Linked DNA regions of Homo sapiens: region 2 is linked to region 1. Evidence: read pairs that join two places in POLR2A ChIA-PET (ENCODE). Cell type or tissue: GM12878. All regions are shown on one strand. Links, peaks and the distances in the headings refer to the core of each region. The heading gives the core; the rest is flanking DNA. Region 1 overlaps LIMK1 (LIM domain kinase 1). Region 2 has its middle 15 kb from the start of GTF2I.

The links. Peaks named below come from ENCODE experiments on the same cell type or tissue, not always from the same donor. Only the 100,000 strongest peaks of a DNase experiment are listed, where the experiment ranks them.
Region 2: POLR2A ChIA-PET joins it to region 1 with 6 read pairs; 2 of 35 experiments call an interaction of 5 or more read pairs at or near these places.

Annotation. Positions count from the first base shown.
Region 1 is chr7:74,090,226-74,094,123 of GRCh38, forward strand. All of the region lies in intron 2 of LIMK1 (LIM domain kinase 1), which reads left to right. Among named protein-coding and RNA genes, the nearest start is that of LIMK1, 8.4 kb to the left of the region's middle. RefSeq lists enhancers at 1-409, 410-910, 2,566-3,107, 3,031-3,140, 3,801-3,898. In GM12878, for the core only: no CTCF peak of the experiment used is centred there; DNase peaks (open chromatin) are centred at 2,291 and 2,896; H3K4me3 peaks cover 1,833 bases; H3K27ac peaks cover 2,483 bases.
Region 2 is chr7:74,639,716-74,646,507 of GRCh38, forward strand. No RefSeq gene overlaps it. Among named protein-coding and RNA genes, the nearest start is that of GTF2I, 15 kb to the right of the region's middle. RefSeq lists silencers at 3,733-3,812, 4,033-4,092. In GM12878, for the core only: no CTCF peak of the experiment used is centred there; a DNase peak (open chromatin) is centred at 3,658; H3K4me3 peaks cover 765 bases; H3K27ac peaks cover 1,264 bases.

The DNA of each region.
Region 1 (3,898 bases), core at 1,399-3,898:
TTAGCCGGGCCTGTTGGTGGGCGCCTGTAATCCCAGCTACTCAGGAGGCTGAGGCAGAAGAATCGCTTGAACCCGAGAGGCAGTGATTGCAGTGAGTCAAGATCGCGCCACTGCACTCTAGCCTGGGTGACAGAGCAAGACTCCATCTCGAAAAAAAAAAGTCTCAATATGGGGAAAGATCCACTAGAAGTAAGAGCCATGGCTTCTACCTCGTGGCTTGTGGGTGTGATACTCCCAACAGTCCCCAAAGCTGGTGGTCCTCACCGCGTGACAGTGAGCAGAGCAGCTCAGAGGGGGTCACTGCTCACCTGGGTGCATGGCTGACCACAGCCAGGCTGGCTCTCAGTGGGATGCCCAAGGTGCTAGACTCTGCTTAGTCTCCCTCGGGCCCTGGGCTTGAGGCATTGGGCCCGGCCCAGACCTCATTTCATGCACTGAGACCTTTGTTCCAGGGCCCCTCACCCCTCTGAAGGTGTTCGGGCAGGGGCAATGTGATAAGGCCATGAGGGGTCTGCAGCCTCCAGCCCCACTGGGGAGGTGGCCAGTGATTTCCACTTTCCTGGCCCCTCTGCATGCCCCTCCCAGTGGAACTTCCTAGGGTCCCTGAGTCAGTCACTTGCAAATAATTATGGCGTGCCCACTCTGCATTAGGCCCCTCTCACAACAACCCAGTAAGGGGGTGCTATTTATTTATTAAAGCGATTTTTTTTTTGAGTCTCGCTCTGTCGCCCAGGCTGGAGTGCGGTGGCGCAATCTCGGCTTACTGCAAGCTCTGCCTCCCGGGTTCACACCATTCTCCTGCCTCAGCCTCCCAAGTAGCTGGGACTACAGGCGCCCACCACCACACCCGGCTAATTTTTTTTTGTTTGTTTGTATTTTTAGTACAGACGAGGTTTCGCTGTGTGAGCCAGGATGGTCTCGATCTCCTGACCTCGTGATCCGCCCACCTCAGCCTCCCAAAGTGCTGGGATTACAGGCGTGAGCCACCGTGCCCGGCAATATTAAAGCGATTTTAAGGCCAAGGCTGGTAACTCACGCCTGTAATCCCAGCACTTTGGGAGGCTGAGGCAGGAGGACTGCTTGAGGCCAGGAGTTTGAGATCAACCTAGGCAACATAGTGAGACTCCATCTCTACAAAAAAATTAGCCAGGCGTGGTGGTGCGTACCTGTAGTCCCAGCTACTCAGGAGGCTGAGATGGGAGGATCATTTGAACCCAGGATGTCGAAGCTGCAGTGAGCTGTGATCACGCCACTGCACTCTGGCCTGGGCAACAGAGCGAGACACTGTCTCAAATTTTTAAAAAGCGATTTTACAAATGAGGTGCAGAGTTCAGTCACTTGCCAAAAGTCTCACAGCGCGTGAGGAGTAGAATCAGGACTCGAACCGAGGCAGCCTGGCTTCAGAGCCTACAGTGTAACCACAGCTTAGTCCCACACCTCCCAGACCAACAGGGTCCCTGCCTTCTAGTGGGCAAGACACTCAGTGAACAAATGTAGTGTCAGGTATTGGGGGACAGCACTCTCAGGAAGTGATGTTTAAGGGACAGAATTGAAGGGAGCAGTGTTTAGAGGATGTCGGGGGTAGGGCCGGTGCATGTGCAAAGGCCTTGGGGTGGGAATGTGCTTGGCACAACTGAGGACCACAAAGCCAGCGTGCGGGAGTGCAGTCAGTGGCCAGGGGTGCATAGAGCCTTGTGGGCCCCGTGGAAGGTGCCGTTGGCTGTACAGCTTTTTTTTTTTTTTTTTTTTTTTTTTTTTGAGACAGAGTCTCGCTTTTGTTGCCCAGGCTGGAGTGCAGTGGCGTGATCTCAGCTCACTGCAACCTCCGCCTCCCGGGTTCAAGCGATTCTCCTGCCTCAGCTTCCTGGTAGCTGGGACTACAGGCGCCCACCACCACACCTGGCTAATTTTTGTGTTTTTAATAGAGACGGGGTTTCACCATGTTAGCCAGGCTGGCCTCAAACTCCTGACCTCAAGCGATCTGTCTACCTCAGCCTCCCAAAGTGCTGGGGTTACAGGCATGAGCCACTGCGCACAGGCAGCTGTGCATCTTTGAATGTCATAACCTGAGCATCTGAGAGCTGCTCCTGTCCCCTGGCCCCTGCTCTTGAGGAAGTCCCACGCTGATAGGACAGACAGGGTCATAAGTGCTGTGATGGGGGCCTGCAGGCTGCTGGAGGGCTCAGCCGGGACCAGATGCTGCCCCTCTTTGTAGAGTGGGACAATTGCTGCAGGCCCATGGGACCTCTGGTATTAGCCCTGAGGGTTGTCACTCCGGGGCCTGCCCCTTTCTGTGTTCTGACCTCCCAGCCCCTTGCAGGCCCTGCCTCCCGGAAGGTTATGACCAGGCTTGGACTGGTCCAGGCTTCCCTTTGGCTCACATACTGCCTCTGCGAGGTCCCCTCCAGGAAGCCTCCTGTGCACAACCCCCAGGGCTGCCGCATCCCTGGTAGCATCTCCTTGGCAGCTGGGTGGGCTGGCCCTGGGCAAGGAGGGCTGAGCATGCTGCTGGCCTGTGGGGTTGGAGCAGCGGCGGGATGCAACCTCCCTTTCTTCAGGGGACCTTTTTGGCGAAGACAAACTGTCCATAGGAAGTCGACCTCTGTTCCCTTGGGGGCAGCAGTGGAAGAGGCAGCTGCTTTTGAGCTTGTCCCTGTCCCCAGAGAAGCCTGAGGCCTTCAGTGCCGTTGCCAGGGCCGAGGCTGAGGAGCCTACAGCGTGTGTTCAGGACTGAGGGCCAGGGACGGGCCACAGGCTCCCTGCCTGGGGTCCAAGCCTAGATCGCTCGCTCCCCACCCGCACCAAAGCCCAGGCAAAGGGTGCTTCAGCCACTTCCTGTTGCAGGCTCAGACCAAGTCCCCTGGCACCCACGCGGCTGCAGCCTCCTCCTGTGCGCTGCAGCCACGCTGGCCCCACCCTCTGCAGCCTCCAATCCTGAGCCCCTGAGGGAGGATGGGGAAGCAGCTGGTCTGGCCACCCCTGCCCTCCCTTAGACCTCCAGAGCCCCCAGTGTAGCCACAGAGGATGCTGTTGGCTTCAGCCCCAAGAAGACGCCGCTTCCTCCAGAGGGCTAAGTAAGTGGGAATCCCCCTCCCTACTTGTCCTGGGCTCCAGGCAGGGCCCCTGGTGTAAGGCCTGGGGCTGGAAGCCGACCCACCTAGGTCCAGGCTCTGGGGCAGAACTGAAACTCCTTGGTTACTGTCGGCTGCAGCCTGGGAGCAGGCCACTGCCAAAGCTGTGGGTCCTTCCAGGACAGTCTCCCCATGAGGCCGGTCCTCCACCTGCTGTTTCTTCACACCTGGTGGCCAGGGATGTGGCCCTGGGTAGAACGATGATTCTCCACTCCTGTCATTATGGAAGCCACCGCTGTCTCCCAGCCCAGCCAGCCACCTGGGCTGCAGAGCACCCCTTTCATGCCCTCCGGGTGCCTCCCCCTTCTCCTGCCCCAGCCTGGCTTTGTCCTACCCTGCTCTCAGGGAGGGGTACCCTGGAGTGGGGCCAGGGCATGGCTCTCCCCCGAGGGAGTTCCTCTCTGGCTGTCCCCAGGGCAGCTCTGCACAGCCTCAGTACCTGGCGCACCTCCCTTGACATCCTTCTTAGGGACAGTCAGGCACTCTGTGTGGGGCACTCAAGAGAGCCAGGCCCGTCAGCCTCTAGCTCCTGCCAGAATGCAGGCCTGAGGGGTGAGGGGCGGGGCAGGGGCAGGGACAGGAACTCCGGCGTGCTCTCCATCCGCAAAGGTTCACTGAGGCCCCGAGCCCCAGCCACTGAGCCACCAAGTCAGCCTGGGCCAGGCCTGGGTGCCCTGTCTGCAATGGAGGCAGAGACGGGGTCTCGGGGCAGTTCTGAGGATGCTGGGTGCACAGCGGGGGCCTCGCCGGCAGGAATCACTTATGCT
Region 2 (6,792 bases), core at 2,429-4,928, 550 kb after region 1:
TGGCCAGGCCGGGCACGGTGGCTCACGCTAGTAATCCCAGCACATTGGGAGGCTGAGGCAGGCGGATCATGAGGTCAGGAGTTTGAGACCAGTCTGGCCAACACGGTGAAACCCTGTCTCTACTAAAGATACAAAAATTAGCCCGGCGTAGTAGCACGCGCCTGTAGTCCCAGCTACTCAGGAGGCTGAGACAGGATAATTGCTTGAACCCAGGAGGCGGAGGTTGCAGTGAGCCGAGATCGCGCCATTGCACTCCACCCTGGGCGACTGAGCGAGACTCCATCTCAAAAAAAAGACCAGCGTGGCCAACATGATGAAACTCCGTCTCTACTAAAAATACAAAAATTAGCCAGGCGTGGTGGTGCACGCCTGTAATCCCAGCTACTCAGGAGGCTGCGGCACGAGAATTGCTTGAACCCAGGAGTTGGAGGCTGCAGTGAGCCTAGATTTCACCACTGTACTCCAGCCTGGGTGACAGAGTGAGACTCTGTCTCAAAAAAAAAGAAAAGAAAAAAAAAGAACTTGATTTTCAGGGAATGAACTTTCCTAGTGAGGTTTCTTTAAAAATCTTTAATTTCCTGTGTCTGCAGTATGTCAGGAGGTGGTTCACAGCTCATTTCACTTTGCTTGAAACAAAGTATAAGCTTTCAGTTGGGGAGGAGTGTTGCTTGTTTACTACTTTTCAATTCATTAGTAGAAGAGATAAAATTGTGCCTTATGTTTTACCTCATGGTAGGGCCCAGAACAATGCAATCTGGAAATAAGTACACCTGTTTTAATTTTTTTGCACTTTTTGTGTGTGTGGAGACAGGATCTCCCTATGTTGTCCAGGCTGGTCTCAAACTCCTGGGCTCCAGCCATCCTCCCACCTCTGCCTCCCAAAGTGCTGGGATTACAGCATGAGCCACCACGCCTAGCCTATATTTTATTATTTTATTTTAGTTTACTTTAGTTTCTATTTATTTATTTATTTATTTTTGAGACAGCGTCTCACTCTGTTGCCCAGGCTACAGTGCAAAGACATGATCTCAGCTCACTGCAACCTCCGCCTCCCGGGTTCAAGTGATTCTCCTGCCTCAGCCTCCCGAGTAGCTGGGACTACAGGCACCCACCACCACGCCAAGCTAATTTTTATATTTTTAATAGAGACGGGGTTTTACCATGTTGGCCAGGATGGTCTCAATCTCTTGACCTCGTGATCTGCCCGCCTCGGCCTCCCAAAGTGCTGGGATTACAGGCATGAGCCACTGCGCCCAGCCAGTTTACTTTAGTTTCTTTTTTTCCTCTCTTTAAATTTTTTATGCACAAGTAGATTTTTTATTTTTCTTTTGAGACAGGGTTTCTAGCACCAGGCTGGAGTATACTGGTGCAATCATGGCTCACTGCAGCCTCTAACTCCTGACCTTAGGCAGTCCTCTTACCTTACCTCAGTAACATGATATAGGTTGTTTTTTTGTTTGTTTGTTTGTTTTTTGTTTGTTTGTTTTTTTTTTTTGAGACGGAGTCTCCCTCTGTCGCCTAGGCTGGAGTGCAGTGGCACGATCTCGGCTGACTGCAAGCTCCGCCTTCCGGGTTCACGCCATTATCCTGCCTCAGCCTCTTGAGTAGCTGGGACTACAGGTGCCTGCCACCACGCCCGGCTAATTTTTTGTATTTTTAGTAGAGACAGGTTTTCACCGTGTTAGCCAGGATAGTCTTGATCTCCTGACCTCATGATCTGCCCACCTCAGCCTCCCAAAGTGCTGGGATTACAGGCGTGAGCCACTGCGCCGGGCAATATAGGTTTTTATAAGAATTAAATCTATTATCAAGCCAGGTGTGGCCGCTCATGCCTGTAGTCCCAGCACTTTGGGAGGCCAAGGCAGGCGGATCCCCTGAGGTCAGGAGTTCGAGACCAGCCTGGCCAACATGGTGAAACCCCGTCTCTGTTAAAAATACAAAAATTAGCTGGGCATTGTGGCAGGCAACCTATAATCTCAGCTACTTGGGAGGCTGAGGCAGGAGGAGTGCTTGAGCCCAGGGCAAGGCTACAGTGAGCTGTGATCACATCAGTGCTCTCTAGCATGGGAGAGAGAGTGAGACCCTGTCTCTCAAAAAAACAAACAAACTATGATAACTGAATAATAAAAAGACAAGCAACCTTCACAAAATGGGCAAGAAACACACATGACCAATGAGCAAAAGATGCTCCACTTCGTCTGTTATTAGGGTAATGCAAATCAGAATTACAGTGAGATATCTTTCATACCCATAGCAATCAGACAGGAAAAAGCAAAAGCAGAAAATAAGTATTGACAAGGATGTGGAGACACTGGAACCCTAGCGCATTGCTGGTGGGAGTGGAAAAATCATGCAGCCACTGTGGTACTTTGATGGTTCCTCAAAAAGTTAAATATAAAATTACCATGCGAGGCTGGGCACAGTGACTCACGCCTGTAATCCCAGAACTTTGAAAGGCCGAGGTGGGAGGATTGCTTGAGGTCAGGAGCTTGAGACCAGCTTAGCCAACATAGTAAAATCCCGTCTCTACTAAAAATACAAAAATTAGCCAGGCGTGGTGGGACTGTAGGTGGGACTACAGTCCCAGCTACTTGGGAGGTTGAGGCACTGCACTGCAGCCTGGGTGACAGAGTGAGAGAGACTTTGTCTCAAAAAAAAAAAAGAAAAAAGAAAAAGAAAAATGTCATGTGAGGCTGGGCATGGTGGCTCACGCCTGTAATCCCAGCACTTTGGGAGGCTGAAGTCGGAGGATTGCTTGAGGCCAGGATATCAAGACCAGTCTGGGCAACATAGTAAGACCCCATCTCAATTTTTTTTTTTTTTTTGAGACAGAGTCTCACTCTGGAGTACAGTGGCGTGATCTCGGCTCACTGCAACCTCCACCTCCGGGTTCAAGCGATTCTCCTGTCTCAGCCTCTCAAATAGCTGGTATTACAGGTGTGCACCACCATGCCCGGCTAATTTCTGCATTTTTAGTAGAGACGGGGTTTTACTATGTTGGCCAGGCTAGAAAAATATTTTTTTAATTAAAAAAAAAAGAATTAGGGACCGGGCGCGGTGACTCACGCCTGTAATCCCAGCACTTTGGGAGGCCGAGGTGGGCGGATCATGAGGTCAGGAGCTCGAGACCAGCTTGGCCAACATGGTGAAATCCCATTGCTACTAAAAATACAAAAATTAGCTGGGCATGGTGGCTTGCACCTATAATCCCAGCTACTCAGGAGGCTGAGGCAAGAGAATCGCTTAAACCCTGGAGGCAGAGGTTGCAGTGAGCTGAGATCACGCCATTGCACTCCAGCGTGGGTGACAGAGCGAGACACCGTCTCAAAAAAAAAAAAAAGGTTAAAATGGCAAATTTCATGTCATGTATATTTTGCAAAAAGGAAAACAAATCCACACCAAACTGAGACTTTTTCTTCAACTAGTTAGAATGAGATTAAGTTAAAGGGAAACCTTTTCACGGTTTACTCCAGTGCCCTGTGGTTGCGCATGGAGGCAGGCTGGCTGGCTCAACACGACTGAGATCGGGATTACGGAGGTAACTCATGCTAACCAAGCTCCTACAGACTGAACTATAAAACTAGAGCACCTTTCCCCCATGCACAGTTTATAAGGGGAAACAGAATTGTCAGCTGGACTTAACAGAGCTTTCGTTCTAAGCTGTTTACGTTCTCTCCGTCTGCCAACTGCATGCATGGAAATCCCCATAGGGCGGCAGCTGCCCAGGGAAGGGATTGCATTAGGATTTAGCAATGTCATCGGTCCTGTCCCCCACCTCCTCATACTGGGGTACCCTCCCGAACACTCCCTTGCCCCACATACTTGTGGGATTTCAGAACCAGTGGGGAAGGGCACGGCTCTGAGTGCAGGGCGGAGGAGGACTTCCGCCACCTGGAAACCGAGGGCCTGGGGCTGCAGGGGAAGTGACCAGTGTCTGTGCTGCCAGGGAGCCCTGGGAGGTGGCCATTCAGAGGAGGGCAGCGGCGGGGGAAGGTGCCCACAGGCCACCAAAGGCCACAGCAGGCGCAAGGGCTTGGGGCCAGGAGGGACAGCCCTAAAGCCACCGTGAAAAGGATAGCCCTGGACAGCCAGGCTGACGCAGGAGAGAGAAAAAGATCTCGGTGTTGGAAGAGAGAGAGAGAGAGAGAGAGAGAGAGAGAGAGAGAGAGAGACACTAATTATTGGGGTGGGGAGGGCATTTCTCACTGTTGATTTTTAACACCGAAGACATTAAGAAAAAAAAAATTGTACTCCAGCCTGGGCAACAGAGTGAGACTCTGTCTCAAAAAACAGAAAAAGAAAAAAATTGGTAAGTTTCACTATGTAAAAATGAAACTTCAGTATAACGATACAAAAAAAGGCCGGGCACGGTGGCTCATGCCTGTAATCCCAGCACTTTGGGAGGCGGAGGTGGGAGGATCACCTGAGGTCAGGAGTTCGAGACCAACCTGGCCAACATGGTGAAACCCCGTTTCTACTAAAAAAAAATACAAAATTAGCTGGGCGTGGTGGCAGGCGCCTGTAATCCCAGCTACTCGGGAGGCTGAGGCAGGAGAATTGCTTGAACCCAAGAGGCAGAGTTTACAGTGAGCTGAGATCACGCCACTGCACTCTAGCCTGGACAACAGAACGAGACTCTGTCTCAAAAAAAAAAAGCCACAAAAAGTCAAAAGACAAACAGCTACACATAACAAACAAAAGGCTTTTTTAAAGATAGGGTCTTGTTCTATCACCCAGGCTGAGTGCAGTGGTGCAACCTCAGCTCACTGCAGCCTCTGCCTCCCAGGCTCAAGCGATTCTCCTGCCTCAGCCTCCCAAGTAGCTAGGATTACAGGCATGCACCATCACACCCAGCTAATATTCCTATTTTTAGTAGAGATGGGGTTTCACCAGGCTGGTCTCAAGCTCCTGACCTCAGGTGATCCACCCACCTCGGCCTCCCAAAGTTCTGGGATTATAGGTGTGAACCACTGCATTGGGCCTTTCTTTTTTCATGTATAAAGCGCTTATACAAGAGAGTAAGGGAAAAAAGCAAAAGACCTGGACTGGGCGCGGTGGCTCACGCCTGTAATCCCAGCACTTTGGGAGGCTGAGGTGGGTGGATCACCTGAGGTCGGGAATTCGAGAGCAGCCTGACCAACATGGAGAAACCCAGTCTCTAGTAAAAACACAAAATCAGCCAGGCGTGGTGGCACATGCCTGTAATCCCAGCTACTCGGGAGGCTGAGGCAGGAGAATTGCTTGAACCCAGGAGGCAGAGGTTGTGGTGAGCTGAGATCACACCATTGCACTCCAATGTGGGCGACAGAGCAAAACTCGGTCTCAAAAAACAAACAAACAAAAAAAGCAAAAGACCAAATTGTGAAATGCAAAAGACATCATGAATATTGTTCGCAGAAACAGAAATGCAAATGGTTAATAAAAATATAAAAAGATGCCCAACTTTGCTCACAATTAATGTACATGTCAGAATTGCTATAAAATGCTACTTTCCCCCAGAAATGGGAAGGTATGGAGGATATGGACATTCTCTTTTATTTTCTTTTTTTTTTAAGACAGAGCCTTGCTCTGTCACCTAGGCTGGAGTGCAACAGCATGATATTGACTCACTGCAAACTCTGCCTCCTGGGTTCAAGCAATTCTTCTGCCTCAGCCTCCCGAGTGGCTGGGATTACAGGCACCCACCAACACACCTGGCTGATTTTTGCATTTTTAGTAGAGACAAAGTTTCATCATGTTGGCCGGGCTGGTCTCTAACGCTTGACCTCGTGATCCGCCTGCCTCGGCCTCTCAAAGTGCTGGGATTACAGGTGTGAGCTACCGCGCTGGGCCGATATGGACATTTTCATACCCTGTTCATTGTACAGTGGTCCAATCTTTTTGGAAAGAAAATTGGCAATGTGTATCAAAATTTTAGGTGCACAGATCCTTTGATAATGTTGATGCTAAGAATTTGCTTTAAAGATATACTCATGGATGGCTGGGTGCGGTGGCTCACGCCTGTAATCCCCACACTTTGGGAGGCCGAGGCGGGCGGATCACGAGGTCAGGAGATTGAGACCAGCCTGGCTAACACAGTGAAACCCCGTCTCTACTAAAAATACAAAAACAAAATTAGCTGGGCGTGGTGGCAGGCACCTGTAGTCCCAGCTACTCGGGAGGCTGAGGCAGGAGAATGGAGTGAACCTGGGAGGCGGAGCTTGCAGTGAGCTGAGATCATGCCACTGCACTCGAGCCTGTGCAACAGAGCAAGACTCCCTCTCAAAAAAAAAAAAAAAAAGATATACTCATTGCCAGATGCCGTGGCTCACCCCTGTAATCCCAGCACTTTGGGAGGCTGAGGTGGAAGGATCACTTGAGCCCAGGAGTTTGAGACTAGCCTGGCCAACATGGCAAAACCCTATCTCTACGAAAATACAAAAATTAGCTGGGTGTGGTGGCGGATGCCTGTAATCTCAGCTACTCAAGAGGCTACGGCACAAGAATTGCTTGAACTCAGGAGGCAGAGGTTGCCATGAGCTGAGATTGTGCCACTGCACTCCAGACTGGGTGACACAGTGAGACTCCGTCTTAAAAAAAAAAAAAAAAGATATAAGAGAATGCCAAGCCAATTAACATTGCAAAAATATAAGAAACAACTTAGGCTGGGCGCGGTGGCTCACGCCTGTAATCCCAGCACTTTGGGAGGCCGAGACGGGCGGATCACGAGGTCAGGAGATCGAGACCATCCTGGCTAACACGGTGAAACCCCATCTCTACTAAAAATACAAAAATTAGCCGGGCGTGGTGGCG